Regions from separate parts of the Mus musculus genome. Here region 2 is linked to region 1. Evidence: chromatin loops called from intact Hi-C (ENCODE). Cell type or tissue: left cerebral cortex. All regions are shown on one strand. Links, peaks and the distances in the headings refer to the core of each region. The heading gives the core; the rest is flanking DNA.

Evidence for each region. Peaks named below come from ENCODE experiments on the same cell type or tissue, not always from the same donor. Only the 100,000 strongest peaks of a DNase experiment are listed, where the experiment ranks them.
Region 2: a loop joins it to region 1, with 8 times the contacts of the local background. A loop is called at or near these places in 38 of 42 quality-filtered maps.

What each region holds. Positions count from the first base shown.
Region 1 is chr2:52,751,656-52,768,083 of GRCm38, reverse strand. No RefSeq gene overlaps it. Among named protein-coding and RNA genes, the nearest start is that of Stam2, 18 kb to the right of the region's middle. In left cerebral cortex, for the core only: CTCF peaks have their summits at 4,949 (motif pointing left), 6,429 (motif pointing right) and 9,257 (motif pointing left); DNase peaks (open chromatin) are centred at 4,917 and 9,273; H3K4me3 peaks cover 426 bases.
Region 2 is chr2:53,077,998-53,094,425 of GRCm38, reverse strand. The region is part of intron 9 of Fmnl2 (formin-like 2); the gene reads right to left. Among named protein-coding and RNA genes, the nearest start is that of Gm52511, 77 kb to the right of the region's middle. In left cerebral cortex, for the core only: CTCF peaks have their summits at 8,599 (motif pointing right) and 10,988 (motif pointing right); DNase peaks (open chromatin) are centred at 8,612 and 11,034.

The DNA of each region.
Region 1 (16,428 bases), core at 3,150-11,149:
GTCTTGGGTTGGGGATTGAAGACAGATACCGAGGAAGAGTGCTCCTTTGGTATTCAGTAGAGGAGTTATTAATGTTATGAAAAGATAGCATGGTGGAGTCTCTGAGGGGAGTTCATGAGCCTATGCCATAGAAAGACAGATGTCATGGCAAGGGCTCTGGAGAAAGCTCAGGTCCATGAGGTAGAGACAGTGGGTCCCTTCTTACAGAGCAGAGAGATGGTTTCATGCCACTTGGTCGATGAAGAGTCCATAGATTATGTGTGGTCAGGCTGCATCTGATACCCATGGCAGGAGAGAGAAAGGGGTGTCTTGGCATTGTGAGAAAGAGAGGAAGGAGCCTTGTTGGTAATGTGTCACACGTTACAGGATGTGGGGGAAAGTGGAAAGGAGGTGCACATTTAGGTAAAGTGTACCCATTCTATGGGCACTGGGAGCTCTCTGCTGTCTTGGAGTCCGGTGGCCTAAACCTATAAACTTTCTTGGATTTACACGATTTGCTTAGGAGTTTTCCCGACTCTTGACAGGTGCTCAGGGGAAAATGAAAGGAGACAGCCAAACAAAAAAGTAGGGAAGGAAGGGAGGAAGGAAGAAGGGAAGTTAGGAAAGCAAGCATCAGAGGCTCTTTTGAATTAAAGTATTAAAGACATTAAAGAAAGAAATCTTACCTCCTGCTTGTTGGCTCACCCTGTTGTAGGTGCAGATCAGAGTCCAGAGTGCATTTACTGAGATTTCCAGGTCCTGTGTCACAGAACAAAGAACTGAACCAGGGACACATTGATCATGGTAGACATAGGCACAGTATATCAAGAAAGAAAGTGCTCTCAAGTGAGGAGGTGGGCCAGAGGGCTGGGGCGGGTAGAAGCTCTCGAGGTGCTCAGCCATCAAAGCACTAAGCACTTGCGTCTTATTTACATGGCGCCCACATTTGGAGCTCCCAGGCTTCTCTCATGCATGCTCTAGTTCTTCATTTCTCCACGTGACTCTCCTGCTTTCAGGACTCCCAATTCCCTCCCCCACAGGGCTACATTGAGTGAATCCCCTTTCTTTGTTCTTCATCATTACTTGTCTCTGAAGCTGATGTACCGGGACAGGTGGCCAAGCCGTACCTACTTGGTATGATACCAACATAGCTTTTGTTCTAAAGCTCCATTGTGCTCTAAACGAAAAGAATCTGAGGTAATTTTGACGTATGTGAGGGGTAGCTTATAAGCCAATTTGATACCGTGCTAATAATATATAAATGCGAACATACATGTAGATAACATGTGCACACACATAGCCATACATAAAAACAGGCCAAGGAGCTGAGGGATGGCTCTGCAGTCAGGAGATGGTTGCTCTTGCTGAAGATCTGAGTTTGGTTCCCAGAACTGACATGGTGGCTCACAACTATTTGTAACTTCAGTTCCAGAGGAACTGATGCCTTCCTCTGCCTCTGTGGTCACTCTATGTGTGAGGTGTGCTGTCATACAGATAGGCAAAACACCCATACATATAAAATAAAAATTAATAAATCATAAAAAAAGGCCAAGATACTCCAAACTTTTTAGCTTCCATTGAGCTGTCATTGCCATTTTTAAGGCAGAATGCTGATCTGATATTTATTCCATAACATTAAGTAATTCTTTTTTGTTTTTACATTAAGTAATTCTTAATTCAAAATCCACATTTTACAAAAAGGCAGAGTTTAATGAAATGAAAAAAAAAAAACAAAGACTACATGAGATAAAGAACTGTTTTTTAAAACAACAACAAAACCCTAAACAGATTAACACTCCCTTACCCAAATTAAACAAAAGAAAGAAAGACCCAAATTAGTAAAATTAGAGATAAAAGAGAAGCCATTACAACAGCTACCAATGAAATTCAGAGAAACTTTAGGTCTACATGTCAAAGCGCATAATCCACAAATTTGAAAAAGTATAAGAAATGAATGAATTTCTAGATGCATATGACCAACCAAAGCTAACAAAAATGAAACAAACCAGTGAAGGTGGAGAGATGACTCAGTAGGGGAGGACACTTGCTCCTCCAGAGGACCTGAGTTTAGTTCCCAGCACCCTTGTCAGAAGGCTCACAACTGCCTATTAACCTCCAGCTCCAGCAGATCCAAAGGCTTCTACTGTACCTGCACACCCAGACCCGAGCCTTCACAGACCTGAGCCTTCACAGACCTGCACATACAGACCTGAGCCTTCACAGACCTGAGCCTTCACAGACCTGCACACCCATATGCACATGAATAAAAATAAAGATGAATTATAAAGAAATAACCATGTAAACAGATTTATAAGAAGTAGTTAGACTGAAGCAGTAACTTAAAATCTTCCAATTAAGACAAGGTCTGGGCCCAGATAGATTCACTGGTGAGTGTTAGCAAACCTTCAAAGAAGAATTAACACCAGTGCCTCTCAAACTACACCATAAACAGCAAAGGAAAAGACATTACCACATCCTCATTATGAATCTAGTATTAGTTAGATCAAAAGCAGATAAAGATAGAGAAATAACAAAAAGAAAACTACAGATCAATTTCCCTGATGAACACAGATGCAAAATGTCTCAACAAAATACTTGCAAACCAAATTCGAGAACATCTGTGGTAGTTGAATAAGCATGTCCTCCATAGGCTCATATATTTGAATACTTCGTTTTCGGGAGTGGCAGTATTTAGAAGGATTAGGAGGCGTGGCCTTGTGGGAGGAAGTGTGTCACAGGGGGTGGGCTCTGAGGCTATAGAAACCAGGCCCAGTGGCTCCTTCCCTACCCACTTCCTGTTGTCTGTGAATCCGGATGTAAAACTCTGCAGCGCCACATCTGCCTGTGTACTTTCAGGTTGTCCTCCATGCTGATGCTGACTAAACCTCTGGGACTCCAAAGCCAGCCCCAATTACATGTCTTCCTTTCTAGAATTGCTGTGGTCATGGTGTCTCTTCTCAGCAATAGAACACCAACTAAGATAGCATAAAAAAGATTGTTCACCATGATCAAGTTGATTTTTTATCTCAGAGATGGACATATGGCTCAATAGATGTAAATCAACAAATGCTGCAAACTTCACCAAATGAACTCAAAGACAGGAATCACATGATCATCTAAGTAGAAACGGAACAGGCTTTTGAAGAAATCCAGTGTTGCTTCTTGTTAAAAGTCCCAAAGCTCAGGGCATGGTGAAGCATGCCTTTAACTCCAGCATGGCTGGCAAAAATCCGAGTTAGCGGCCAAGCTGATGTACATGTGGCAAGATTCAGGACAGCCAGAGCTAAAAAAACCCTGACTCAAAAAAAAAAAAAAAAAAAAAAAAAGTCTTAAGAAACTCAGAATAGAAGGACCACATCTCGATATAATGAAAGCTATATATGACAAACCTATAGCCATCATTTTCTAAAATGAGGGGGAAATCACTGTATTTCCATTTATTGTGATAAAGATAAGAATGTTCATCTTCTTAACTCTTGTTCGATATACTACTGGAAGTTTTAGCCAGAGCAATCATGCAGGGGAAGCAAGCAAAAAAGATGCAGGCAGGAAAAGAAGAAGCCAACACACATCTCTAGTGCAGATGATATAACTTTGTATGGAAGAGACCCAACATGCAAGAGTCCCTAAAGACTCCACCAGAAAATTTCCAAAGATTATTTGAGAATGTCATACATATATACAATGTATTTTGATCATATCTACCCCCATATTCCCACTCCTGATCCCAACTTCAACTTCATCACCTCCTCCCCCCGCCCCCACAGTAAAATAACTCACAGAGTCCCGAGTCTAATTAGCACTAATCATAGGCATATGGGTGTGGGCCACTTACTGGAACATGGACAATTTATCAGTGGCAGTGGTACCCCAAATGGAGGAGGTGTCTCCTTTCCTCAGCAGCCATCAGCAGCCTACAAACCACTCAGCCAGGAGTTTAGCCATTTGAGTCTCTCCCACTCGTCCAAGCTGGAATCCTCGCTGGTCTGGTGCCGGTAACCAACCGCAGCTCCTGGGTAAAACGGTCATGTCATGTCCAAAGGTTGCGTTTTACAGCACCCCTTCCAATCCTCTGGCTCTTACACGATTTCCCTTTTCCTGTGACATGCGCCGAGCCTTAGCCGCGCACATCTACGGATATGAACATACCAAGAAGGCAGTTTAACAACACGATCATTAGGCAAAACAGCAATAATCCGTTCCAGTACACTGCTCTTAAGATTTTGGTCTCAGGGGAAAAAAAAAAAATCTTTTTAATGAATTTTTAATTGAGCTTAAAAAAAATGTGATCTCAATAACTCTTTTTGTTCCCAAGAATTACTGAATCTTTACATTTGAAACTAAAGTGGAGAAATGTCAAAAATATTTACATACTGATTCATTAAAAAGTAATTAGCACATTATATGTCACCATAATAAATTTTTATAAAAAATTCAAAATTAAACAAATTTAGTACAAAAAAAAAAGTCATCTTACTTTTTTTTTTTTTTTTTTTTTGAGAAATTTCACATCTGGCTTAATGGAAAACAGCTGCATTCTGAAGACTTCATTTGCATCCAATATGTGGCAAACGTGTTATTTTGGTTCAAGCAAATGAGGGAAATCTAGCCTTTCGCAAATATGTAGTTGGAAATAAAGAAGTGCTTAAAAACCTTTACAGAAAACTAGAAATACAATTGGCAGGGTTTCAACGGTAAACAGCAGAGAGGAATCTGAAACCGTATCAGGAACTGGAGAGACGCCTGAGCCTTTGAGAGCACTCCACTGCTTGGGTGTGTGTGCGCCTTTAACTCCCGCAGGGAAACCCAGGTTAGCCTACTCTCCATGGAGAGCTCCGCAGCCAAAGAGACATAGTCAGACTCCGTCTCAAATAAGGAAAGAGAAAACATCAAAAGATCAGAGGATGCAAGTTTGGTCTCAGCACCCACGTGGCTAAGTCCAGTTCCAGGGATCAGACGCCCTCTTCTGGCGACCTCAGGTACTGTACTCCTGTGCACAAATCCACCTCACCCCACTCACACACACATAATACACATAATTAAAAATAAGATAGAGATGTGTTTCAGACCCGTATCAATGGTCTTTTCATACCGTGTCACGAAAACTCATCTGGCTTCTTTTGCTTTCTGAGAGGATCTGCTTTCAGGAACTCCAAGAATCACTGTTCTTTGGAAACCTTCTGTATTTTTCGGTTGTGAAATGTACTTGGAAATTTATTTTTATTCAGGCAGGGCAAGTGCAGCTAATCACGAGATGTTCGCCACTGAAAAGCCAATGTGCACCTGTGAACTCCACTTTCTCAGGAAGTCGAGGCAGAATTGCCGCAGCTCAGAAACTGAAGCCAACTTGGTTTTTTAAAAGGGGAAGGGGTGGAGGAGAAGAGGAAGATGGAGAGGGGAAGGGAAAGTTTATTTTTTACAGCTCGAAAGAAGAAAGGCAGTTTAGTTCAATATAAGGCTAGGTGGTCAGCCCCGGGGAATTTAGGTGGAGGGAAGGTGGCAGACAGGGCCTTGCCTGGACTTAAGACTGGCTTTTTTGCATCAGAGGTATGAATATAGGAGTGTTGTCTGCTCTCTTTAGGAACTGGACACTTCTACAAAGGACAGCCCCCGCCACCCCCCCCCCCCCTGGAGTGACAAGGCTGCAACTTATCAAAACACCATGTAATATAGAAAATGAAAACCATGATTAATAGACTCCTCAAGTTGGCTTCATTGCTTTCTCATAATATACCAGAGACATTTCTCTTTCCATTTTCATAATTGTTAATCCTTATATTTATTTTATCCCTTTGAACTTTTATTGCCCATCGAAAACTGAGCTCCAAGCTCCTCTGTATTTTGAAGACTTTCCTAATGATAATCATATATTGCTTTGCATCACTACTCAAATTGTCTCATGTGGTTATTTAACGTTTCATGGATAAGCTATGTCTCTCCGACTAGACAATGTCTTGAGATCAGCAACCTCATGGCATACTGTTCAATACTGCTGAGATCTTCCGGAGGGTCTCTCTTTATTGGGTAAACCTTCAGCCATTGCGTAGGAACACACCCCTAGCTTTCTTGCTCTGTCTAGCTGGGCCGTTCCCATCTCTCTGGATCTTTACTTACTTGGTTGCCTCTGTGGTCTTTCCCTTTGGACTAGATAGGTGTTTATCATTGCGCCTCTGGTGATGCCCTTGCCTCCACATGTATTCTGAGTTGTTCCTCAATTTTCCTTTGGGTTGTAGGAACAGTTAGATAGATACAGAGTCTGTTATTGTGGACCTTGTACAAATTTGTGTGGCATTGTGGCTCCAAAGTCTATTCTATCACAGTTTCCAATGCTTTGAAAATTCTCATTCATGGTGGTGTCATTGAAGTAACACTTTAAAGATTTGTGATTATTATTTTTTGATTGTATATATAAGTGTGTGTATGTGGGTATGTGCATGTGAGTGCAACTCCTGAAGAGGCCAAAAGAGGGAGCTATAGCCTCTGCTGCTGAAGTTACAGGCAGTTGCGAGGGCCTGACTGAGGGCACTGGAAATCAAACTCGGGTCCAGTTACAAGAGCAGTTCATACTCTTAACCCCTGAGCCATCTCTGTACAGCCCAAATAATCAAAACTTTAAAGAGCATCCTCAGATTTTTTTTTCTGCATCCGTGCATTGTAGTAACTTTAAGATAACTCATCGACATATCTAAACAGCCTGTTTTCATTGTCTATCACACCCTCTAAGTCTTTGCCTAAAAGAAACTTGAGGACCGGAGCTAGAGAAAGTATCCAAGGAGCTAAAGAGATCTGCAACCCTGTAGGTGCAACAACATTTTGAACTAACCAGTACCCCGGAGCTCTTGACTCTAGCTGCATATGCATCAAAAGATGACCTAGAGGTTGGTGAGATGGCTCAGCAGGTAAGAGCACCCAACTGCTCTTCCGAAGGTCCGGAGTTCAAATCCCAGCAACCACATGGTGGCTCACAACCGTCCGTGACGAGATCTGACTCCCTCTTCTGGAGTGTCTGAAGACAGCTACAGTGTACTTACATATAATAAATAATAAATCTTTAAAAAAAAATGACCTAGTCGGCCATCACTGGAAAGAGAGGCCCATTGGACATGCAAACTTTATATGCCCCAGTACAGGGGAACGCCAGGGCCAAAAAGTGGGAATGGGTGGGTAGGGGACTGGGGGGGAGGGCATGGGGGACTTTTGGGATAGCATTGGAAATGTAATTGAGGAAAATATGTAATAAAAAAAACATTTAAATAAATTAAAAAAAAAAAAAGAAACTTGAGGACCAAGGCTAAAACTCACTTATATAGTATTTACCTAGCATTCATAAGTTCCTGTGAGGCCCTGGATTTAATTCCAGAACCCCACTTTTCACCCCCCAAAAAGAAGACTTGAAAGTCATCTCAGAGCTGGACGTGGTGGCGCACGCCTTTAATCCCAGCACTTGGGAGGCAGAGGCAGGAGGATTTCTGAGTTCAAGGCCAGCCTGGTCTACAAAGTGAGTTCCAGGACAGCCAGAGCTATACAGAGAAACCCTGTCTCGAAAAAAAAAAAAAAAAACAAAACAAAACAAAAAAAAAAAAGAAGAAAAAAAAAGTCATCTCAGCTTTATTTGCCTTGACTAATTAGCCCTACTTGAAAGAATAACATGAAGCCAATGTTGGCATCTCACAAATGGCATAACTGAAAAAAATGTACCAACCAAAGGATAACTGTGAAAGTTTAGAAATTATCCTTCCTGCAGCTGGCTCAGTATTACAACTTGGTTAGAAACAGCTAGAAACAGTTTACAAGACTTTAAAACTAAGCAGGTATACTGAGGGATATCTAAAGAAAAAAAGAGGTTTTTTTTTGTTTGTTTGTTTGTTTTTTTGTTTTTCATTTGCTCAAATCCCAGATCCTTTTATAAATACAAATATAGAAACACCTTTTTCTGACAGGAGGCTAAAACATTAACAGATGTGCAGTATTTATATTCTTAATCATTTATCATTTAGCTGGCATACTGTATTTTAGTGTGTGTGTGTGTGTGTGTGAGATGTGAGGGCGTGAGTCACATTGCTTGTGTGAGGTCAGAAGAGAACTTTTGAGATTTGGTTGATTCCTTGCCTTCTAGGTTCTGGTGATGTAATCCAGGTTGTCAGGCTTGCAAGGCAAGCACCTTTATCCTCCGAGCCATCCCGCTGACTGGGATGTATGGGTCTATTCTCTAATAAGGGATAAGGCTGGAGTCTGTTAGTGTTCTAAATCAGTTTGAAAGGAAAGTTTCGTTTTGATTAAGTAGAAGATGTAGACTTACGATTAAATGTTAGTTTCCAAATAGTAATTAAGAAATAGATCAAAGCAGGGCGGTGGTGGCGCACGCCTTTAATCCCAGCACTCAGGAGGTGGAGGCAGGCGGATTTCTGAGTTCGAGGCCAGCCTGTTCTACAAAGTGAGTTCCAGGACAGCCAGGGCTATACAGAGAAACCCTGTCTTGGAACCCCCCCCCCCCAAAAAAAAAAACCTAAAAGAAAAAAAAGAAATGAAATAGATCAAGCCGGGCAGTGGTGGCACATGTCTTTAATCCCAGCACTCGGGAGGTGGAGGCAGGCGGATTTCTGAGTTCGAGACCAGCCTGGTCTACAGAGTGAGTTCTAGGACAGCCAGGGCTACACAGAGAAACTCTGTCTCGGAAAAAACAAAAAAGAAAGAAAGAAAGAGAGGAAGAGAGGAAGAGAAAAGAGAGAGAGAGAGAGAGAAAGGAAAGAAGGAAGGAAGGAAGGAAGATTGATTAAGGCTGAGAGCTGCACTAATTTATGTAACTTTAATGATATTCCTTTTCAGTGTTTAAGGCTCTGCCCTATCATTGGCAGTGGGGGTGTGATGTTTGCATACCATCCTGTATTATCTATGAAAATTTCACTCCATATACATAGTTAATATCTCCATATACATAAAGTTAATATCTTATATTATGGGAAACCGAGAACTCCAATCATCCTAAATTTTACAATCTGATTCTAGGAGCAGTAGAGATGGCTCAGAGGTTAAGAGCACTTTTTGCTCTGGGTTCAGTTCCCAGCACCCACATATCAGCTCACAGCTGTCTGTAATTTCAGTTGCAGAGGACCTGATACCCTTCTTGGCTACCCTGATCACCAGGCCTTCACATGTGCACACATATTCATGCAGGCAGCACACATACACATAAGATAAAAACTAAATCTTAAAAGGAAAAAAAAAAAAAGTGCTTGCTCATTTCGTGACTCGAAGGCTTTCACTGACGCCCCCTGCTGGACTTATCGAGGGCTTGGTGGCTCGCTGCTGAGATGTGTGCATGGGTTGTGTGGGCCCTCAGGAAGCACTGAAAGGCAGTCCTGATAGCAACGCAGAAGCAAGTCGGGAGGGCTGGACTGACTCGAATGATTGTTGAACGTGTTGCCAGCAGAAGTGTCAATCAGAAAGATGCCGGAGTGAACAGGGTTTTGGGAGTGAGAAGAGAGATCGGAGTTACCCAGCGTTATCAGGTAGGTCGAGCAGATACTTTGCAGAGGTATGCAGGAGACACCCACACAGGTTCCTCATTAAGTTCCAGACTCCACAGAGACCCCCAAGAAGGCAAGTGATGCCTACTGATGACATCAAAGCTCCCGGGGGAACCGTTATGTTCATAGCCATTCATTAGGCCACATTGATGTGCACATCCACGGAGTCCGACACATAAAATAGAATTATTATATCTGGCACACTGATGTACTATGGTTTGAATTTTTGATGGGTAAACAAAATTTATATCCTTTTAGGGTATTTTGCCCTTAAGATAAAAGTGAAAGGTATAAAGTAAAAAGTATACATATACCTTTTAGAAACACACACACACACACACACACACACACCATGCAGACTAGACTAGAGTTCTACACAGCCCAATGTCCCTAGTCTCAGACACTACTGAATTGGCAATTTCCCTTCATTACAAAGAACCAACTAACAAGAGTAAGAATAAAATTGTTCACTTGGGAGAATAAAGCCTAAGTTACATATGTATTAATAACATGATGGCTTAGGGGAAAAAATCACTTATGCCCGAGAAAAGGATTTTGGAATTTTGAAGTCAGTTTCGAGAACTTAAGTCTATACTTAGCACTATCAAAAAAATTACTAGGAACCAAAATGAGAAACATAATCCTACCTGATCTAAAACGACATCACAGCTCTTCCTAGGATGTTTCATGCAAAAATAGGGCTACACTAATTCTCCAAAAGGCTCAATAACAATAAAAATCTAACACAGGGAATCCAGGCTAGATGAGGGATAAATACCAGTGTTTTTTAATTTAGGTGCTGGGGGGTTAAACCCAGGGCCTCATGTGCTCTACCGCTGAACTACACTGCTTAGCCACCAACATTGAAAACATATACCTTCTTTATAAAGACTGAAAAACATGCTCTTACAAGGATGCAGGTGAACACAGATGTTGACTAAATTCTGAATTTAAAACGGTGCCTCAAAGCTAGAAGGGGAAATGCTGTTATGATCGAAAATTACCCTATAGCTTATGTAACTAAGGTTCAACATTATTTAGAGTGCTCCTTAAATCTTCAACGACGGTGTATGATAATGGTTCTTATCCATCTTTAAGGTCCCACCCCATAAACTGTTCTGCAGAGACCCATGGCCTTCCTTCTCTTTTTATTTATGTGTCTGTGTAAGTCTAGTTATTCCAGAATAGAAGCAGTATTTCGCTAGACATGGCACTAGTGTGTGCTTGGTGCAAGGCTGTGAACTCTTCATCATGGGGTTCTGGGAGTAGCAAGTGTTCTTAACCACTGAGCTATCTCCCCAGCCTCAGTTTCCTGGAGTTCTAGCACAATAGTCTTTATCACAATCGCTGACTTTCGCACATGAGATTAAGTCTAAACAAATACGTATTTTCTATATTAAAACTAAAACATTGGGCAGAAGATGATGATTGGGTGAATATTTTTTAGGAGCACAGCCCAATTCGTTGACATTCATTAGCAAAGTGACTTATTAGCAGCTACTTTTGCCACTCACTATAAATTATTTGAAATTTGTTATAGGTTGGCATATTACAATGGTGTATTACTCACCTGGTTTCGTAAGGTAGATAAAGTGATGTTGTTAATTTTGGCTAAATTAGGTCTAGCCTGAAATTTGTTTTACTGTTTCTTTGTTTTCTAGAGAAGCTGATTCTGGGGTGAGACAATGTTGCCACCCACTGGGCAGATTGTAGTATGACAGTGAACAAGACCAGTTTTAAATAAACTGTGAAGTAAAAATTAAGCTAGTCCATTTTATCGTTCTTTAATTTCACTGGCAGTAAAAACGTATTGAATTAAATCAACCAGCTCTTTCAGGAGTCCTGTGACAGGAGGTCTTTAGGACTTTAACAGTAAATTCCTTTAAAGCATAGAAAAGCCAGGCAGTGGTAGTGCGTACCTTTGCTCTAGCATTCTAGAAGCATAGGCAGGCAGAACTCTGAGTTCACGTCTAGCCTGGTCTACAGAGAGAGAGAGAGAGTTCCACTACATCCAGGGCTACACATAAAGACTGTCTTATAAAGAAAAAAGGCATAGATAAACATATGCACACATACAATTTACTGAATTTAATCGTTGCTGACTCTTTTAACAGTCACTTTTTAAAATCATTTCTGTTCATTCTTTACTTAGCTTATATTTTACAAAAACCAATTACCAAGAATTACTATTTTCTTCTTCATTGCCCATGCATCATATACTTATTTTTGTGCTTGTGAAACGGGCTCACTACATAGCTCAAGTTGACTTCAGACCTGCAATTATTACGCAGTTATTATTATCTCTGTTGAGTGCTGGGATTGTGGGTATTCGTTGGTGCCCAGCTTCAAATGGGTCTGTACCAAAATATCATTGGTCTATACTGAGACTATACCCGGACATTCCCCACACGTTCCCCTACGTTTCCTCTTCTAGTGTTTGCATATGTCACTCTCCTCATCTGAATGGAATTCCTTGAAAGCAGTCTTTTCGTCGATGTTTTCACGCCCCATCAAGCTGGGACCCCCCCACTACTAGTATTTGGCATTCAGTGGATGCTCGCTCAGTGTTTACCAAACAGTGAATTGCAGGCATGCTCTTGATGCTTTTATTCACTGTGCAGCAACAGTGAGGATAATGCGAGGCAAACGGGAGTTGTTAAACAGCCATCATCTCCGGGCTGATCCCTTCCCTTTACCCTGCTCCAGGTACACAGTGATGGGGACCGGAAGTTAAAAAGAAGGAATCTGTATCAAACTGACCTTGTGCAATGTGTCTGTCCAGAATGTGCGAAGTGCCAAGGATGGGCCACTTATAAGACACAGAAACTTCCAATAGTTCTGGAGACTGGAAGTCCTAGATCGGGGCGGCAGGACAGTCAAATTCTGGTAAGGACTCACTTCCAGGTACAGACTGGCAAATTTTTGTTATTTCCAGCAAAGAAAGAAGAAAGGGGGGAAGAAGAGGAGATGGAGGGAATGAGAGAGGAGTGAAGGAAGTGGGTCAGGCCATTCCTCCCAGCCTCTTCTTATGAGTGTGGCGCCCTTACCTAATAAGTGTGAACTCTTAAGGGCGGTCCCTTCTTGTTCTAATGTAGTAGCTTGAATGAGAGTGGTTCCCATAGGCTCCCATATTTGAACCTTTGGTCCCCAGTTGGTGGCACTGTTTGGGAAGGATTAGGGGGTGTGTCATTAGGGATGGGCTTTGAGATTTTAAAAGGCCATGCCATCCCCAGTAGCTCTCTGCCTCCTGCCTGAGGAGCCAGATGTAAACTCTGGGTTCTGCTCCAGTGCCGTGCCCCTTGGCAGCCGTGCTCCCCATCATATGTCATGGAGCCTACTACTCTCTTAGATTGTGAGCTCCACATAAAAGACATGCTTTCACTTATAAGTTGCTTTGTTCGTGGTGTCCTATAAAGTCAATAGAAAAGTAACTAAGAAATCTAATTATGGGCTGGAGAGATGGCTCAATGGCTAAGAGCACTAACTGCTCTTCCAGAAGTCCTGAGTTCAATTCCCAGTCACCACATGGTGGCTCATAACCATCTGTAATGGGATCTGATGCCCTCTTCTGGTGTGTCTGAAGACAGCTGCAGGGTACTTATATGTATAAAATCAATAGATAAATCTTTAAAATAAATAAATCAATCTTTAAAAGAAATCTAATTATTTCACAAAGGCTAGACCCTTACATGTTGCCCCCTTGAGGATTACATTTCAATGTATGGATTTTAGGGTACATAAATTATTCTAAGAACTGGGTCGATTGTTTTTCAAAGAAAGGACACAAAACTTACAAAACACACTGTTCCCAATGTTTTGCTCCTGGAAACTACGACGTATACACAAGATAGGTTTTAGAAAATATTTAACACCAAGTGGTTCATTTGTGACTGTAGGTGCAAAATATCATTCCAGGGGCTGGTGAGATGGCTCAGCAGTTAAGAGCACTGACTGCTTTTCCAGAGGTCACGAGTTCAAGTCCCATCAACCACTTGATGGCTCACAACCATCCTTAATGAGAAACAAAGAATCTATGGGACTGAGTGAATGGGGGCTGGAGCAAGAGGGGCCAAGGAGTTTCCAGGGAGACATAGATTGGGACCAGTTGGGGAATTCTAGGAAAGATGACATGGTAAATTAGTTCTTACATTTCCAGATGTGAGAAATGAAAAAGTAAAGGACAAAGATAGAGAACACATGCAATCATGGGGTTTTGGAAAGTGAAATAGAAGGTAAAGCATGAATAATACAGAAGAAGATACTTCTATATGACTGAGGAGCCTGGGGCGGGGGAATCCACCTCATTTACTAAGATATCACAGGGTTCTGGAGAAATCTTTACAGAATTCTTCCAGAGATTGGGGTAATCTGTGAATAGAGCCATATTAGTCTTGAAACCAGACAGCTATTGATAGAAGCATTAGCATTTGAAAAGCAAATACCAAATGTAAGAGAACAATCAGACTATTGAAAGCATGGTGAGCCCCTGTAGATGAATGGATAAGGGAGACAGATGGTATTAGTTCTCAGAGCATAATGCCAATATCATAGGGCAAATCATAGCTAGAAATTTCAGGAATCAAAATGCTTGATGTTTTAATTGTGGTGAATTTGGTCATTTCCAAAGAAATGATAAGGTTAGAAGATTCAGTGCTCAAAATAGCAAGTACATTGACTCTAGAGAATACGGTATTCATAGAAGTCAGCAAGCAGGATCTGGTTGCTAGGAGCCAAAAAGGCTTCCAGGGTATTGTGGCCACTGTGGAAAGGGCAAACATTGGTTTAAGGATTGCTGGTCCAAGTAACCTCTTGCCATCAGGAAACAAACTGAGGGCCCGCTCAGCTCAAGGCTCCAGAGCAAACAATATGAGTCATCTTCCTTTGGTCATCCAAGTGGTACCAAGCAGGCAAGAAAATAAAAACTAAGTATTTCTGATCTTATCCATGTTACAGAAGGAAGTGCAGCTTTGGATCTGGCCATCTTACATTATCACTAAAAGTTGAATGTTACAAGTTAACCACTAATGTTTGTGGTCCTTTACCCTCAGAGGCGGTGGGAATATTCTTGAGAATAAGGGGATTAGGGGATTAAGTTCTCAAGGATTTATTGTGTATCCAGAGGATAACAAGGAAGAAATAAAAAAATATGGCATATGTGACAAAGGAGATGCAAATTGATGCAGGGGGTAGAATTGCTCAACTGTTGATTCCCTGCATTACAGGCAAGACTGCTCCAATGGAAAGGACAGGAGCTTTTGGGAGTACTGGAAAACTTGTGTTCTTGCAAATAGTGGTTAATGATCAGAGACCCAAATTAATGGTGGTGACATAGAAGGTTTGGTGAATACAGGAGCTGACATTAGTATATGTCTTAGTCAGGGTTTCTATTCCTGCACAAACATCATGACCAAGAAGCAAGTTGGGGAGGAAAGGGTTTATTCAGCTTACATTTCCACATTGCTGTTCATCACTAAAGGAAGTCAGGCTGGAACTCAAGCAAGTCAGGAAGCAGGAGCTGATGCAGAGGCCATCGAGGGATGTTCCTTGTTGGCTTGCTTCCCCTGGCTTGCTCAGCCTGTTCTCTTATTGAACCAAGACTACCAGCCCAGAGATGGCACCACCCACAAGGGGCCTTTCCCCTTGATCACTAATTGAGAAAATGCCTTACAGTTGGATCTTATGGAGGCGTTTCCCCAACTGAAGCTCCTTTCTCTGTGATAACTCCAGCTGTGTCAAGTTGACACACAAAACCAGCCAGTACAGTATCTTTTCCTAAAGTCTTGGAATGCAGATTGGCCACTTCAGAAGGTTTACACACAATTTATAGGAATTGGTAAATTATCATAAATAATACAAAGTGTCTGACGGATTGCCTGTGAGGGACTAGAAAGGACAACGGGGAGGTTATGCCCTTATGTGGCTAACATACTCATAAATATATGGGGAAGGGGTCTTTTATAGCAATAGGATACTCTAATATTCCTCCAATTCCAGGGACAGCAAATGAGGACATTAGGGGTGATTTGGTCCATGCTTCTGGGGAAGGTATTGATACGGGTGATTGAGAACAACCACAAGCTGTTGTCCAAACACAGGACATGTCAGGGATTGGGTTTCCAACTTTATAAAAGGGGCCACTGCTGACATACCAACCTTGCTCCTAAAATGGTTATCAAACCAACCTGTAATGGCGAGAGCAGTGTCCCATAACAAAAGACATTTGCAGGCACTTGAACAACTGGTACGAGAACAGCTGGGGACTCGACATATAGAAGAGTCTACCAGCTCATGGCGTTCCAGTGTTGGTTGAAAAAATAAAGTCAGGAAAATGGAGGATGATAAAGAGATTTAAGAGCAGTTACTAAGGTAATTAAACCAATAAGTCCTTTATAGCCCGGACTTCCTTTACCATCTTTGTTACCAAGATTGTGGCCTATAATAATAACTGACTTAAAAGACTGCTTCTTTACAGTACCCTTGCGTGGGCAGGAAAGGGAAAGGCTTGCTTTCTCAATACCTACTTTGAATAGTAGTCATGCACTAAAGAGACACCACTGGAAGGTACTTCCACAGGGAATGTTAAATAGTCCAACTTCATGTCAGTATTTTGTGTAACAACCATTAGAAATAATTTGTAAGCAATTTCTGCAATATATCATTTATCATTATATTGATGATACTCTGTTGACCGATACTGACAAAAAATGTTTTAGAGGTAACGTAAAGAGTTCTGCTATGCTGGGGGTTGCAGATTGCTCCAGAAAAAATACAAAGAGGAGCTTCACTTAGTTATTTGGGTTATAAAGTCAGTCAACAAAAAATTTGACCACAAAAGGAACAGATCCATAGGGACCAATTACAAACTCTTAAAGATTTTCAAAAATTAATGAGAGGTATTAACTGGCTGAAGTCTACATTTGGA
Region 2 (16,428 bases), core at 5,315-13,314, 320 kb before region 1:
CTAGTAAACTCTAAGTCATGTGGCTTCATCTTCATGGGGACACACTACATTCTGGAATTCTTCATACGGTGTGGCTAATTCTGACTTGGGCAAGAAATTGTACCATTTATTTTCTCCTTCAGATTTTGGGAGCTCCTTCAGAGTCCGGGGCTCTGTCTCTAGCTCTCCATAACCTGTGTGTGCCAGCATTCACCTGTCACTCTACTATTAATACTCAGGAGGTAGCGGCTAGAGGATCAGGAGTTTGGGGTTATCCTTGCCCCAATCTTGTGTTCAAGGTTAGCCTGGGAAACAGTCTCAAAAAACAACCAAAGAGACCTCCACCTAAAAACACAAAGCTTGAAAAAATTCAACTCATATCTCAGACTAGGTATATGGCAAGTGGATTTCTGTGAGTTCTAGGACACTTAAACAGCCAAGCCCTTTGGTGGAGCTCAGAAGATCATGTATGGCTCTCAGACATTGGAGCAGGAAGCTGTGATGTTGAAGTTGACTTGGAGACCATAAGATGTTAAAGCTAACAGGGAGTGGAACCAGACCAGAAGAAAGAACTTGTTTGTCATCATCAAAGATGAAAAGGGAGTAGAGATCTGAAGGTTACTTTGACATTAGCCACTGGGCAGTTTGGAGTCTGCCCAGTTGGTTTCCTAATTTGCTTTGGGGATAACAGTTAAGTGATTTGATGAATCTCAGAAGAGACTTTGAACTTTGGACTTATAACATTGTTAAGACTGCTATAGACTATGGGGACTTTAGAAGCTGGACTAAATGTACTTTCTTACTATGCTATGTCTAGATATGACCCCCATAGACTCATATGTTTGAACAAGCCTATGGGGGCAAGGAAATTATATATGATGGTTTATGTATACTTGGCCCAGGGAGTTGTACTATTAGGAGGTGTAGCCTTGTTGGAGTAAGTGTGTCACTGTGGGCATGGGCTTTAATACCCTAGTCCTAGCTAGCCAATCTTCTCCTCTCTGCCTTCGGAACAAGATGTCAAGATTCTTTATGCAACCCACACTAAAACACATGCACAGAATTAAGTGTGGTATCTTTAGGTACCTAACACTGAACATCTGAATATCTGGAAACATCTGGAAATGACTGAAGTTTTCACAGGACTATTTAGTATTAGTGAAACATCAAGTTCTCAGTCACGAGTCTCTATAGACCTACATTTCATTAAGAGATAGAGAAGGGGCTGGTGAGTGGCTCAGCAGGTAAGAGCACCCGACTGCTCTTCTGAAGGTCTGGAGTTTAAAACCCAGCAACCACATGGTGGCTCACAACCATCCGTAACGAGATCTGACTCCCTCTTCTGGAGTGTCTGAGGACAGCTACAGTGTACTTACATATAATAAATAATAAATAAATCTTTAAAAAGAGAGAGAGAGAGAGAGAGAGAGAGAGAGAGAGAGAGAGAGAGAGAGAGAGAGAGAGAGAGAGAGAGAGAGAGAGAGAAGGTTGAGGACACTATAAAATCCATCCATTATTACTTTATTGGAATGAAGTAACATGGTTTCATTTGAACGTGTCCAGTATGAACATCTCATTCTTAGATTCTAAGGAGCCCTCAGCAGGTCTAGTGAAGGGTCTGCTTCTATCACAATAGTCATTTGAAGGCTGTGTATGAAGTAAGAGGTCCTGGGATGCATAGGGAGCCATTGCCTAGAGCAGTGGTTTCACTGGCCACTAAGAAGTCAGTAACCATCAGACTGCTGCTGTTAGCAAGAGAAGGCAACAGATGCTTTTCAACCACAAATAACTATAAAATCATGGCTTGCTTCGTAAATCCTGGAAAAGAAAATGGAACTTCTCTTCTCTAGCAGGTCCAAAAGGGGACTGTGTTCAGTCATAAGATCGACTGCCTTGCAATGGTTGCTTTCCTTCAGGGAGCTCCCCAGATCTCAGGGACTTACTGTGGCAAGGAGTCTGTCCACACACCAAGAAGGAAACACTTAAGCAAGGGGCCCTTAATTTTTATATAACTAACCCAGAAGAATTCACATCTAGTCATCAAGCACGAGTACATGGTGTGTGTGTGTGTGTGTGTGTGTGTGTGTGTGTGTGTGTGTGTGTCTGTCTGTCTGTCTGTCTGTCAGGGGTGGGGGTGGGGCACCCTGGGGGCTGGCAGTGGCTACAGGGTTAGTTAGTACAGGTAGTCAGTGACTTTGGTGGGGTTGAAAGTTAGGCATCTGTATCTTACCAGCAAGAAAATATTCATTACAAAGCTTTGGTGATGCCTTCTCTCCATTATGAGCCTATAGGGAAATGGACCCCTCCCCGCCCTTAGAGACGGTTTAAACCACAGTCCTCTTGGCATCCAGGACCCTGGCTGTGTCCAAATGGTTTGGGGTCCTTTGGAAACACTTTTAACAGACGTTGACGAACAGAGTGATGATTTGGGCAAAGACTGCATTTGCTTGCTTCTCACTAGTGGGGATGTCTCTGCTTCCATGGGACAGTCTGTTCTAACTGGGCCAGGAAGGATTTAGCTGCTTCCCAAGTAGGAGTGAAGCAGCTGGGCTAAGATAAAGATTTGGCCTTCATGCTTCAACACACTGAGTCAGAAGATGTTTCTTCCCCTACCCAAAGATCCTAGTGGGCTGCCCAGCATAACCCAATAGGCCTGTTGGAGGAAATCACAAAGACTTGCTCACAGGTGCTTAATTTCCACCATTCCCCTGAGTTATGGAGTTCCCTATAGCCCTGTACTCCATATGGCCTCTTTATCATTAACTATTCTATAATTCTTATTTTCTTTATTTTTATATTCTATCCTCGTGTGTGTGTGTGTGTGTGTGTGTGTGTGTGTGTGTGTGTGTGTGTGTGTGTGTGTAAGCTAGCCAACAACTTGTGGGAGTTGGTTCTCTCCATGATGTAGGTTCTGGGAATTAAGCTTAGGTAATCAGCGTTGTCAGCAAGCACCTTTACCCTCTGAGCCATACTTCTGCCCCTCCACCATATTCCTTTTTGTTGTTGTTGTTGGGGGCTGGTTTTTTGAGACATGGTTTCTCTGTGTAGCTCTGACTATCCTGGGACTTATTCTGTAGACCAGGACGGTTAGAACTGAGAGATTTGCCTCCCTCTGCCTCCTGAGTGATGGGATTAAAGATGTGCACCTCTACCACCCAACTCCAATCTGCCTTCTTAAAGTAGGGCCTGGAAGTCAGCAGTATAATCTCCAGCTCTGAAGATGAGAAAGGAAGTCCATGATGTTCCCTGAATTGCCTGAACTAACAGCTTGGGGGTGGCAGCCCTGTTACTATATAACCCAGGTTTAAAGATCCCACCTGATGGGAAAAAGACCAACCATTTCTGACCTCACAGCACCTCAGTGCCAGCAGTGTTTGAGTTTAAAGATTCAAAGAGGGACGGCTGTACTAGGCAGGACTCCACAGGGATGGGTGGGCAGTGGCTACACTATCAGATTGAAGTCTGTGGTCAGGAAAATAAGTACATTCATATAATTCAGGTTGATGAATTTATTCATATGCAAATGATTTGCTGGTGCCTTGGTTACTGTTCTATTGCTATGAAGAGACACGGTGGCCAAGCCTGCTTATAAAAGAAAGCATTTAGTCTGATCATCGTGGTAGGGAACATAGCAGCAGGAGGCAAGTATGGTGCTGGAGCAGATGTAAGCTCCCAGTGTCCATCTGATTTGTAAGATGGACACAGAACTCTGAAGGACACAGCTCCTCCAGTAAGACCACACCTCCTAGTCCTTCTTAAATAGTCCAATAACCAAGAACCAAATGGTCAGGTATTCGAGCCCCTGGGGGGGGGGGTCATTTTCAATCAAATCACCACACAGTGATATGTAAAAAAAATGCCCCTTACAGCCTAGCAGAGCACTTGCTTTTCAAATGCATAGGCTGGAGTTTGTCTACAGATTGTCACATTCTGGTGGCCCTACTCCTAGCAGGAGTAATCTACTGCCTGACGGAGTAACACAGTGCACAGGAGAGCTCCTTTACAGTCTGTTTGGCTTACTTTCTGAAGCTCCTAAAGTCGTTCCATCCAATAAGGACTCCCTCCAGATCCCTCCTGTAGATACGGATTCTTGAGGGCAAAGCCAGGAAAGGAATTAGAAATACTAGACAGTAGGAATAATTCCATGCATGGTGATACATGCCTTCAGTCCTAGCACTCAGGACACTGAGATGGCAGGCATATGTAGGCTAACTGGTCTACCTACATAGTGAGTTTTCGAAAATTCAGGGCTTCATAGAGAGACCTTCTCAAAACACAAACAAACAAAGAAACAAACAAAAAAGTCAAGAACAGCAAATTTTAGCTGCAACAGTGTACTTTAAATCAAACAAACATAGAACGGCTCTCTATATGAGGTATGCATGCCATGGCATGCATCTGGAGGTCAGAAGACAATTCTTTCTACCATGTGGAACCTGGAGGATTATTAGGGTTCACCATAAGTGCTGAGCCATCTTGCTGAACCCTAGTATAGCTCTTTTATTTAAGTGCTATTGTGTCTTACAACCTGTGGGTCTTGTTGGCAGACAGAAATTATATGCTGTGATATATAGCATGCAATCTTATCTGTGTGTAAATGTGCTTCTTGTTTATGCATATGCTTTTTACAGTTTTTATTACTTTGTATGTATGAGTGTGTGTGTGCATATGTGTTACAGCACACACATGGAAATCTGAGGACAACTTTACAGAGTCAGATCTCTCCTTTCTCCTTTATGTGAGTTCTGGGATTTGAACTCAAGTTATCAGGCTTGCGTGGCAACTGCTTTATTGCATAACCATCTCACTTGAGCCATATATTTTGACAACTCATAGCATTCTCATGATGGCCAACATGTGAACTCTGAAAATAGTTCAAAACTAGTCTCTTGTTCTTTCATCCTTGCCAGTTTCTAAAACCAGCCTCAAAGGAGAGCAGAGTTATCTTCTTTCAGCCATGTTGGCCCTGGTGCTGGGGTTGGTCTGGTGCTGCTATGTCTTCAAATGCAGTGAATTCTCACATACACTAGCTTTCATTGTGTCAACCATCCTCCCCAAGTGAAGTAATAAAAGGCTAAAGCCTGTGATTGGCAGTAAAGAGAGGGAGGTGGGACTTCCTGGGAAGAAGAAAGAAACTCTAGGAAGAAGGAAGAAGAAGGTGACTATGGGCCTAGAAGGTATGGCTAGTCATGGGGCTGGATGGAGCTAGGTAGCCAGGTTAACTTAGATGAGCTAGTTGAGAGTCTGCCCAGCTAAAGCCTAAGTTTTGAAATATTAAGTAAGGGTCTCCGTGTGGTTATTTGAGAAACTAGCTGGTAAAGGAATAACTGCTACCATATTAATCTCTAGCATTAATTAGTATATACAGACGATTAATAGTCATTTTTTTTACATCCTGGTTTGACCAAGTAGGTAGGGTGGTTTAGATGCAAGCAGTGTGAGCTAAGTAATATTTCACTTTCACGTCAGACACAGTTTACCACCCTTCCTACACACAGCTTCCCACTTCCTGTGGGGTTGTGAAATACACCTGTTTAATGACTGCTCATGTCATATAGACAGAAATGTGAGTCTGGCTTGCATGCTTCTTCTCCCTCAGCACAAATGAAGGCGGCTCTGGAGCCCAAGTCATTTCTAGGGAACCACATCAGAGGGTATCACCCAGTTCATTACTGAGGGGTGGCAGTCAAACAATCCAAACATACAGGACTTTGACAGAGCCATGAGCTCTTTCATGGTTTCCGATCTATGTCAACAACATGCCATCGTGTATAGCCACCAAGCAGCTAGAAAGAGGAGGTATTTAATCTATTAGTTTTAAAGGTAATTCTTTATTCTTGCTGGCAGAATGAAGAATTCTTAGAAAGAAAAGGAGGGGAGGGGAGGGGAGGGGAGGGGAGGATAGGGGAGGGGAGGGGAGGGAAAGAACCATTCAAAGCTCTTTTTAATACCTATTTCTGTTGTGTATACCAGGCTACCACAGTGCTTTGAGGCATCTTTATCTGCCACAAAATTAACAATAACAGTATTGTTCATTCTGAATTCAACTACTCTCTCTGCAATGGTTTGGATAATAATGCCCACCCCCACCCCCCCCTCCACCAGGCAGGGCATGGTAGTGTGCGCCTTTAATCCCAGCACTCTGGACACAGAGGCAAGCAGATCTCTGACAGTTCAAGACCATTCCGGTCTACAAAGTGAGTTCCAGGACAGCCAGTGCTGGTATACAGAGAAACCCTGTCTCAAAATTAAAAAAAAAAAAAAAAAAAAAAGAGTTGGGGGTGGGGGTGGGGGGTCCTCCAAAGCCACAAGCCTTTAATCCCAGTCTTGGGAGGCAGGGAATTGGAGGCCAGCCTGGTCTACAGAGTGAGGAATGAGTTCTAGGGCATTGAGGTCTACACAGAGAAACCCTGCCTTGAAAAATAAAAGAGCAGCCCCCATGGGCTCATATATTTAAATGACTGGTATGGGAATGGAACTCTTTGAAAGGATTACAAGGTTTAGGAGTTATGGCCTTGTTGGAGGCTTGTCACTAGGGCTGGGCTTTGAGAGTTTCTCTTTCTCTGGCTAAGGATTAGGATGCTGCTCTCAACTACTGCTCCAGTGCTGCCCTGCTCCCTGCCCTGTTGAAAACTGACTAACCCTCTGAAGCTAGAAATGAGCCCTTGATTAAATGCTTTCTTTTATAAGAGTTGCCTTGGCCATCTCTTTACAGCAACAGAACCGTGACTATGACAGCCACTTTTCATTAGCTACTCAAGTGTAATCTGTTTTCTTACTGTCCACTTGTCCTTTCTTCCACATGGAAAACCCTTTCTCTATTACTGCAGATGGAACCCACAGCTATCTGTGAATTACCACAATGCAAAGATGCCTTTTACCTATGCAAGTCTCTATGTACAGTCAGTGGGCTAATTCCTGCTCAGATATATCATAATTCCGCAAGATACCCCGAGATAGCAACGTGGCCTTCTTGGTGTTGCTCAAATGCAAGCTGAATGGAGTTTATGATCGAGCTATTTAATCTATAGTCAAAAGAGCTGGGGGGTTAATCATATGAGTGCATGGGCCTCTAGTTCCCCAGTGAAACAGGCTAGAAACCTTGACTGCTTTCAAAAGCACAGATTCCTAGTCTCACTGTGGAGGTCCTCAATCAAGTCTCAATTTAGAGCCCTGGAATCTGCTCTGTTTAGAATGGCTGTAGGAGATATTTGTAGTCTTTGTTAGGGTTACTATTGTGATAAAACTTCATAACCAAAAGCAACTTGGAGAGAAAGGGTTTATTTCAGCTCAGGACTCTCAGGATACACACCATCACTGAGGGAAGTCAGGGCACAATCTCAAGGCAGGAACCTGGAAGCAGAACCTGAAGCAGAGGCCATGGAGAAACACCACTTACTGGGTTGCTATGGCTGCTTTTTTAGCACCACCCACAAATGGTCTGAAACTAACCATATCAATTATTAATCAAGAAAACACCTCTCAGGCAATCTGATGGAAGCAGTTCCTCATTTGATGTTCCCTTTTCCCAAGTGAAATTACCTAGTAAGTGACAAAACACTAGCGGGGGCATTGGTACACAGGTTAGATACCAAGTGTAATCCCACAACACTTAATTATGGTTTTCATCGCTGTCATAGTTCTGGAGAGATTTAAGTATTGCCTTTAAAATATATTTTAAGATTTTAAAAAAGTGTAAAAGTGTAAAAGTGTGTGTGTGTGTGTGTGGAGGAGAGGGGAGGGAGGGGAGGGGGAGGGGGAGGGATACGTGCATGTAAATGCCCTGTAGGGGTCCTAAAAGGGGTTGAGAGTCCTTGGAGCTGGAGTAACAGTTGTTTGTGAGCCACCCAATATGGATAGTGGGAATTGAATTAGGGTTCTCAGAGCAGCAAGCTCTCCTAAGCACCAGGCATCTCTCTAGCCTTATAAGTGGTGTCTCAAAAGTAGCGTGTTTATCAGAATACTGAGAGTCTTTGGGCATGATGCCGGAGGATGTCCTTTAGGGACTTGGTTTGCTACTCTGTGAACTTCTCCTAGGACTATTTGATCTTACCTGAGTCTCACTCTCATTAGTGAATCAAAGGCATCAGATTGTCAAATCTCTCTTTTAACTCTTGGCATTCTCTGATTTGGAAGGATTTACCCTTCTAAAATGTGTTATCAGTGTCACAGTGGCTGCTGCTGCTTCTAATTTACTGCAGGCCTGTATGATCAACAGAGCATTTGTCACCGTCTACTCGGGAGATCAGGGAGCTGTTCCCAACCCAACATAGCCTCACGCCCTACCATTATCGTCCTCCTAACACAAGCATCCTCATCAACTGCCAATCGAGTGACATCAGCCTTCCTTTGGGAAGATGTGCTGATAAACAGATGGGGAAGCAACATGTATACTGCCTGTATTTCTAACCCTCTGTTTCCAGCACCTTGACCTACACTCTCTGGCGGGGTCAGAAGGATGTGAGGCAGACTGTGTGTGTTAGATCTCTAGAACTCAGCCTTTATCGAGCATCAAAGGAACCAGTGTGCCTTTAGTGAACATTTTTTCTTTTTAATTATTCTTGTCGATTTATGGATCTACAGGAGTTTGCCTATGTGAGTAGTACCCAGGAAGGCCAGAAGAGGGCACTGAGTGCCATTAGAATTGGAGTTACACGTGGTTATGAGCTTCCATGCAGTTGCTGGAAACGGAAGCCTAAGTACTCTGCTATAAGAGCAGCAAGTGCTCTTCATCACTTAGACACTGCCCCCTCACAACCCCCGAATCCATGTGCTTTTAAAATGATGCCTGCCACTGACACCTTCATCACAATTGAAGTGCTGAGTTAGACTCTCCAGAGACAAGTGTTTTCCAAAGGCACAATTCCCTACTGGAGACTCCGCTCTTTCCTCTAGTGGGGCCACACAGTGATCCTCATTCTTCAGCAACAGTTTTTTTAGGGCAGTTACAAATAAATGATAAGTAGTGATCAGAATCCTGTAAACTCTGCTCTTCAGCTTGGTAAACATTAACCATGTTAAGACTCGGGTCCCTAAAGAGTGAGAGCTATTTGCCTGCTTTCTCCAGGGTCACTCCAGGTCCAGGAACCTCCACTAAAGATTCACTTCAGACTCTTGTCTGATGCTACCTGATGGTTTCTTTCTAAAACCATAAATGATGGAATTGGATGAATATAGGAAACATCTGAATTTCAGAATTTAGAATATAGGAGATATCTAAATTCCTGACCACATTCTCACTATCTGTAAAATGGGGAGATATTTTTCCCAATTAGCCATGGATTCTTACTTACATTGTCAGTCTCTGTTCCTGAAATTTTCTCCACCAAATCAAGTTCTTTTCTTTTCTTCTTCATTTCTTTTTTAAATAATCCAGTTCAAAAGACACCTCCTTTCTCATTGGATCACTACGAATTGCTCAGTCTACCATGAAATTTACTAGTAATTTAAGAGTCTACCTTATCTGTAGCCTTTCCTATTATGTTTGCTCTGTAATAGGAAAATATAGGAACATATATGCAAAGTGCCTGGAGTATAAGAGCATGTCCTGGGAGACTGTATACAAACCCAGAGGGAAGTGGATTAGAATGAGGGCAGGCCCACTTACACTGAGGCCTCCTCTTCACACCTTACTCACACTTGGGAATTAGCAATACGCATTAGCCTGGGGGCGTTAACTAAATATATAACCAAATGTTTGTACAGAAAACATTCTAGTATTTTCTCTACTTTAAACCATACATATAAAATTCATATACAAGACCAGATTTATTGATACTTATAATATGAGAGATGGAACAGAATCAACAACTGTGTGCATGTCTTTTTTCTAAATATTACTCTTCATTATTATGAAAGAAACCATAAAACAAAATCCTTACATATTTACTATGGACTTCACATACAAACATGTTTATGCTTTATAAATGTTTCAATTCCAACTGAAACTTAAGCTTGACTCTCAGAAAGTCAAGTTCAATAAGTACCTAGAATTTGGAGTTAAATTATAATGAGGAGTTAGAACTAACTAATATTCTGTACATTTGCAAACTGTCTCTCTTACTGTTGATCCTGGTATACATTTACTCTACTAAATCTCATTGCAGCCAGTTCTACCTTTAGCATATCAAGGAAACTAATATAGAGCACCTACCATGCCTTTTATTATCTGTCAAATGCCCCAGTCCCAATAACCATAATCACCAATAACACTACTCAACAACTCCCCAGACATTTTCATGACCTCCAAGTTTGTTTAATAGTTCTTAAGGAAAGGGTGGTAAGGACAAATAGTGAACAAAAGATAACCAGGCATCTCTAGGAACGAAAACTAGATGCATAAACTGTAAGAGATGGTCTAATTCCACAACAGAAACCAACATACACTGATATTACCAGGACGGTCATGGCCAATCTTGCCATTTGTATTTTAGGGTTTAATTGTTATTCAAACAGTATCTTTGTACAATTATACACATATTAACACACACACATATAAATATATAAAAAATGTGATTTCTCTTACCCTTCCTCCCAGTTAACATGTCTAAGCATCCCAGAATTATGGTAGAGCTAGGACTGAACCTTACCAGTTAACGTAACTCTTAGCACTAGACTCTCAAACCATTAAAAACAACTGGCAGCCTACAGTTTGGTGACACTTAAAAAAGTCTTTTATTTTCACATGATAGAAAATACCTGTTAGAATAAATTTGAAAGGCAAGGTCTCAGGACGAAAATTATATTTTCTTTTGAGGGAAGGTCTCATGTAGTCTAGGCTAGCTGAAGGCTCACTCTGAAGCTTCAAATGACTTGCTTCCATTCCCCAAGTGCTAGAATTATAGGTATGCACTGTCATATCCAGCAACAAGAAAAGGTTTGCTTTGTTTGTTTGGTTTGGTTTTACTGGTTTTTTTTTTTTTTTAGGAAACACTTCTTTTTTTAAAAAAAAAAGGTTTATTTATTATGTATACAATGTTCTGCCTGCATGTATGGCTGTACACCAGAAGAGGGCACCAGACCTCATTTTAAGCATGGTCGTGGGCCACCCCATATTTGCTAGAAATTGAACTCAGCTCCTCTGGAAGTGTGGCCAGGGCTCTTAACCTCTGAGCCATCTCTTCAGCAACAAGACAAGGGTTGTTTTAAAAATATTTATGATACAAATCAGTGTAGAATGAAGAAGTGAGGGGGTGGGCACAGAAGAAAGCAAGGTGACCCTAAAACAGATATTTAATGTGACCCTGCATAAATCTGTGCTGGACATGACTACCAAATTCTGATGAGGGGCTGAAAACCCCCATTTTTCATGTTTCCCAGAGTGGATACTACCAAAACTACAATAGCTTGGACTTTAATATCACACACACACACACACACACACACACACACACACACACACACACACACACGGCTTTGAAATCATGAAGACTGTGTGTGTTATTAGCCATGTCCCTTTTCACAATCACTCCCCACTTTCTCTTCTTGGGCTCAAGTAACCATATATGTGTGTATGTACATATACAGACACAAACATGTGTGTGTGTGTGTGTGTGTGTATAATAAACTCACACATGCCACTGTTCTCCTGCTCTTTTAAACCTCAGAACACACAAATGTCAATGAGTCAGTTCTGAAGGAAAGTTCCAGGCTTGCAGACCAGCGCCCAAGCCTATACGAGACACTGCACGTCTCCAGCAGAACTCAGCTCTCGCGGCTTCTCTCAGGGCAGTCTTTCAAGAATATAAAATGAGGACACATGTGCCAACTGCTTCCCAGTTGCCAGAGGGCATGGGTTTAGAAGGGCTATTTTTCTGTGAATAAAAATACAAAGGAGGCAACACCCTGCTTTTTAAGTGGCTGCTCCATTAAGAAAATGAACTCCTCTTTGTATAGAATCATAGTCAGGCTAGGAAGGGGTCTGCACTAAAGACAGAATGAGCAAAAGTGCCTCCATCACTGCAAGCTAGCCAGGTCACTTGGTAACTGGCTGTGCCTCTGAGTACCTTGATCCTCTCTGCTTTCTCTTCTCTCTTTAATTATTTTTCTTTTCATTCCCCCAGACACACAGAGAACGAAGGTCCTGCAGACTTTAGGGCTGGCTATCAGTGTAGGAAGAGACCAAGGATTCCGAAACATCAGTGGTGGATACTGGAACAAGCCACAGAGGCCAACTCACACCTGGCTCCATCAGAGTGATCTCATGCTGGGTCCACTGCCAAGGGGCTTTCTATTCATTTCTTTACTACTGGAGGCTGATTAAAGACCCAGTGACTGGGGAGCACAATTCTTTTGCAGCCCCCTCATGTTGAGGCTTTGGAAAATGAGGACTGAGTGTTATTAGCCACGCCCCTTTCATGAGCACTCCGCACTCTCTCTTCTCAGGCATGGGGCAACTTCACCAAAAGACAATCTTAATATGAAATGGCATTCTTAATTCTCTTTACCTGTAGGTTGGCAAATTATGTATTCCTTGCACTAGGGAATCCGTGTCCCCACCTTGGTACTGTTACCGTATGTGGTACAAGGTATTTAATGGACTTGAATAAGTAAGTGAAGGAGTTTGAGATCAGGAGATTATTTGGATTAATAGGATGATGTATCGAGGTTCCTTAAATAAAGGAAGCTAAAGAATCCGAAAATCAGGTAACAGAGAAAGAAAGAGGCAGGTACTATGAACCAAGGGATACAGAAGGAAAAAGCAAAGTGACAAGGTTTCCTCTGGACTTTGTAGAATACACATGGGTTGTTTTGTACTTTGATATGTAAAACCATAACATACAAAAACAAACAAACAAAAACACAAAGGATGTTTTAAAGTCTGTACCCATCTATTGCAGTAACTATCACCTGAGGCGGGCATAGAGGCACACCCCTATAATCACAGAACCCAGGTGGCTAAGACAAGAAATGTTAAGCTCAAGGCCAGCCTGGAATACCTAACAAGTTGGAGGCCATGTGTGAAAATTAATGATAATAATCAACAATGGTGGTGATACCTAACTGATTCTTATTTATCTTAAACTCAGGCCCCATTTGCCTCACTTTTCTTCTGCACCATCTTCCTTAAACACAGACAGACAGACAGACAGACAGACACACATACACACAAACTTGTCTTGGTCAGCTTTCCATCTTCTTGCCTAGAATCTTCCATTTACCTTTTGAGAGCCTAGAATTTCAATGGTCAAATGTATTAGCTTCTTAGAGGCTTTCCTTTTCGGGGGAGTCCTACAGTTTACTTTTGAATTTTCAGTGTTCATCAATATCCCTGACAAAGAGCTCACTTTGTATTTTCAGTGAGTAAGTATGGCTCATCCTACAGTCAGCAGGAGAGTGGTGTTCACTTCCTCACTAGAGGATGCAGGCACTCATGATCATAACTTGATCCTTACCAGGAAATGAACTCAGAACCCTAGGCAATGCTTCCCTTCCTTTCTAGGAAGGCTCTCAAAACCACTCACTTGGAAGAAGTAGAATCACCCTCGCATCAATCACAAAGTTCATCAAGCCTTTTATTATAAGGAGATCAATCATTGTCATGAACAAAGAGGAGAAACAAGTAAAATCTTAGGTAATCCCCTACAGCTCCTAAGGCAAACGTGATGCTTGGGACTGAGTGACAACATGCCTGCACGGAGAGAGGTCTAGTGAAGCTCAAATACTGGATGTGTTATCAGTGGAAGTGTTTCCAAAGGGGACTAAGTGGGGGGGGGGGGGGGGAGCCCCACCCTGAATATGGGTTGTACCATCCAATAGGCTAACATGAAAAAGAAGTGAACTACTAGCACCATTCTTGCTAAGTATGAATATATTCATAGTATAGCCGCTGCTGCCATCCAGACATTACACTCCAGCTTCTCTGGATTTTCAGTATGGACTCAACACAAACAGTTCTCTAGGGAGCTCTAGACACTAGATGCCCTGTCAGCTATATCTCCACTGAGAGACCCTAGAGACAACAGAAGTGGAGACAGTCTCAGACATCTCAGTATGAACACTGACCCCATAGAACCAGAGAGCTTCGTAAACCTACTGCTAGGGTGGTATGCTATCCATTCACAACCACCACGTAAACAAAACCATGTAGCAGTGCTAATAGCACATTTGACTTTGCTACCCATACCCAAGAGAACAGAGCAGCCAGAGGTGTCCTGGTAAATTAGATAATCCAGTTCATGGCTGACATAATGGAACACATACAAACTCTAGGACTACATCTCCCATGGCTTGAGAGTAGTCTTTGTACTGAATACAAAAGTACTACTCCTTCCATGTTTAAAATATTTAGTACTTCCAGAGTTACTTGGATGGCTCCTGCTACATTTATAGCCCCCATGCCCTCAAATACTGATGAGGTCAATGAAATTAAACTCAGAGGGATTCTGGGAACACATCAAAATGTCTGTTCTTCTTCCTGTCCAGTTTGGACCACTGTGAATAACACTTGACAGGCTTTCTTAAATCAAGTTAATAATGCATAGTACGAGTGCTTTCAGATGCCCAGTAGCTAAACCACAATCAGCCTTCTTAGGAAAATTTCTAGCAGTGTGGAGGGGGGACAAGGGCTACTGCCAAAAGTCTTCTATACAAGAGAGCTGGTGGCCTTGAGTGACTCATTTTAGAGGGCTTGTGTGTCTATACTGGAAGTTCAGAAGTGGGGAGGCGTTAGGGTGTTTACTAACCTAACTACAGCTTTTGCCCTAAACCAGATGTTACCAGTATAAAAGCAGTTGGAGACAGTTGTAACTGATCTGGAATCCTGAGGGTTTTCAGGGATACCTTAAAGCATCCTGGGAGACTTGATGGCTCAAAACCCTCACGGTTTTATCAGTGGTGTTACTGTAGTAGGCTGCTCTATTGTAGTATTCTATTCTTGGATACTTCTGCTATGACACCAAATGGAAACTTTCTTTGGTATATTTTGGAGTACCTTTTAAAAGTAGAGCAATTTCTCAACTATACCCAAGATAAAAGGGGGGGGGGGGGGGTGAAAGGAGGAAGGGTAAGGAAAAAGGGAAGAGGGTCTAGGTTGAAAACTTGTAGGAGATGAACTAGAACCTTTCTGAATCTACAGCGAGGGCTGGTCAAGGCCCTTCACAGTTGGCAGGACTTTATGAGCCCATGGGTTTCTTGGCAAGGTCAGTGATGTTTGGGAGAAAAGAACACCAAACAGCTGAGAGAGCACCTCTCAAGGATGAATGTGTAGGCTATTCGTGGGCTAGCCACACCAGCAATGCCTGCCCACGTCTAAGGCTAGCCACACCAGCAATGCCTGTCCATGTGTAAGGCTAGTGACACCAGCAATGCCTGTCCATGTGTAAGGCTAGCGACACCAGGAATGCCTGGCCAGCTCTAAGGCTGGTCTTTAGGCTTCTTGTCCTGTCTTTGTCTCCTGTTCTCCTTCATCTACCTTCTCTTCGGTATGTTAGAATCTGTTTCTTACAAAAAAGACACTGAACTAATATGAACACCAAAAGTATTCCTGATTCCAAAAGTATTTTTTTTCCTATCTCACAGACTAAATGCTCAAAAAAATATATATAGCCATGCAACTTAGACAGAACTTCAAGAAGATGGCTACATGTCTTTTCATATGGATAAAGGAAACAATGAGGAGAAACAGATGGCCCCTTATTCTCACCCTGGTCCTAGTTTTAGGGGCATAAATTTTCATGAGGGAACACTTCAACACCAAACCAGATGTGTTGATTTCTTTTACTTAGTTGTACTTAGAGCAAAGAATTTGCAGAGTGCCATAGTTGGCAATTAACAAGCTAATCTTCAACTATTCACACCCTTGCTATAGATACAAGTTACAAGCAGCCATAAGACATTGTATCACTGAAACTCACCATCATACACAAGTGATTGCTCAGTAATGCTGGCCTTAGACCCTACTTCATCACAATAAGCCAATGGCTTTTTTTCCTTTAAAGATTTATTTATTATTATAAATAAGTATACTGTTGCTGTCTTCAGACACACCACAAGAGGGCATCAGATCTCATTACAGGTGGTTGTGAGCCACCATGAGGTTGCTGGGATTTGAACTCAGGACCTTTAGAAGAACAGTCAGTGCTCTTAACTGTTGAGCCATCTCGCCAGCCCAAGCCGGTAGTTCTTGATCTTCCTAATGCTACAACACTTTAATACAGTTCCTCGTGTTGTGGTGACCCCCCCCCCACCCCAAGCATAAAATTATGTTTGCTGCTACTGCATAACTTATGGTTTTGCTATAGTTATGAATCATAAATATTTTTAGAGATAGTAGATTGCCAACAGCGTCTCAACCCACAGGTGGAGAAAAACTGCGATCAGCAATATCCTATAAAATTGTGTTAATATCCTTCAAATTTCATTAACTTGTATATTCTCTATTCCTAAGCAAAAACTTTAGATGTGAAGGTAAGACTCTTTTGAAAACAAAATGAGGACAAGCAAGATGTT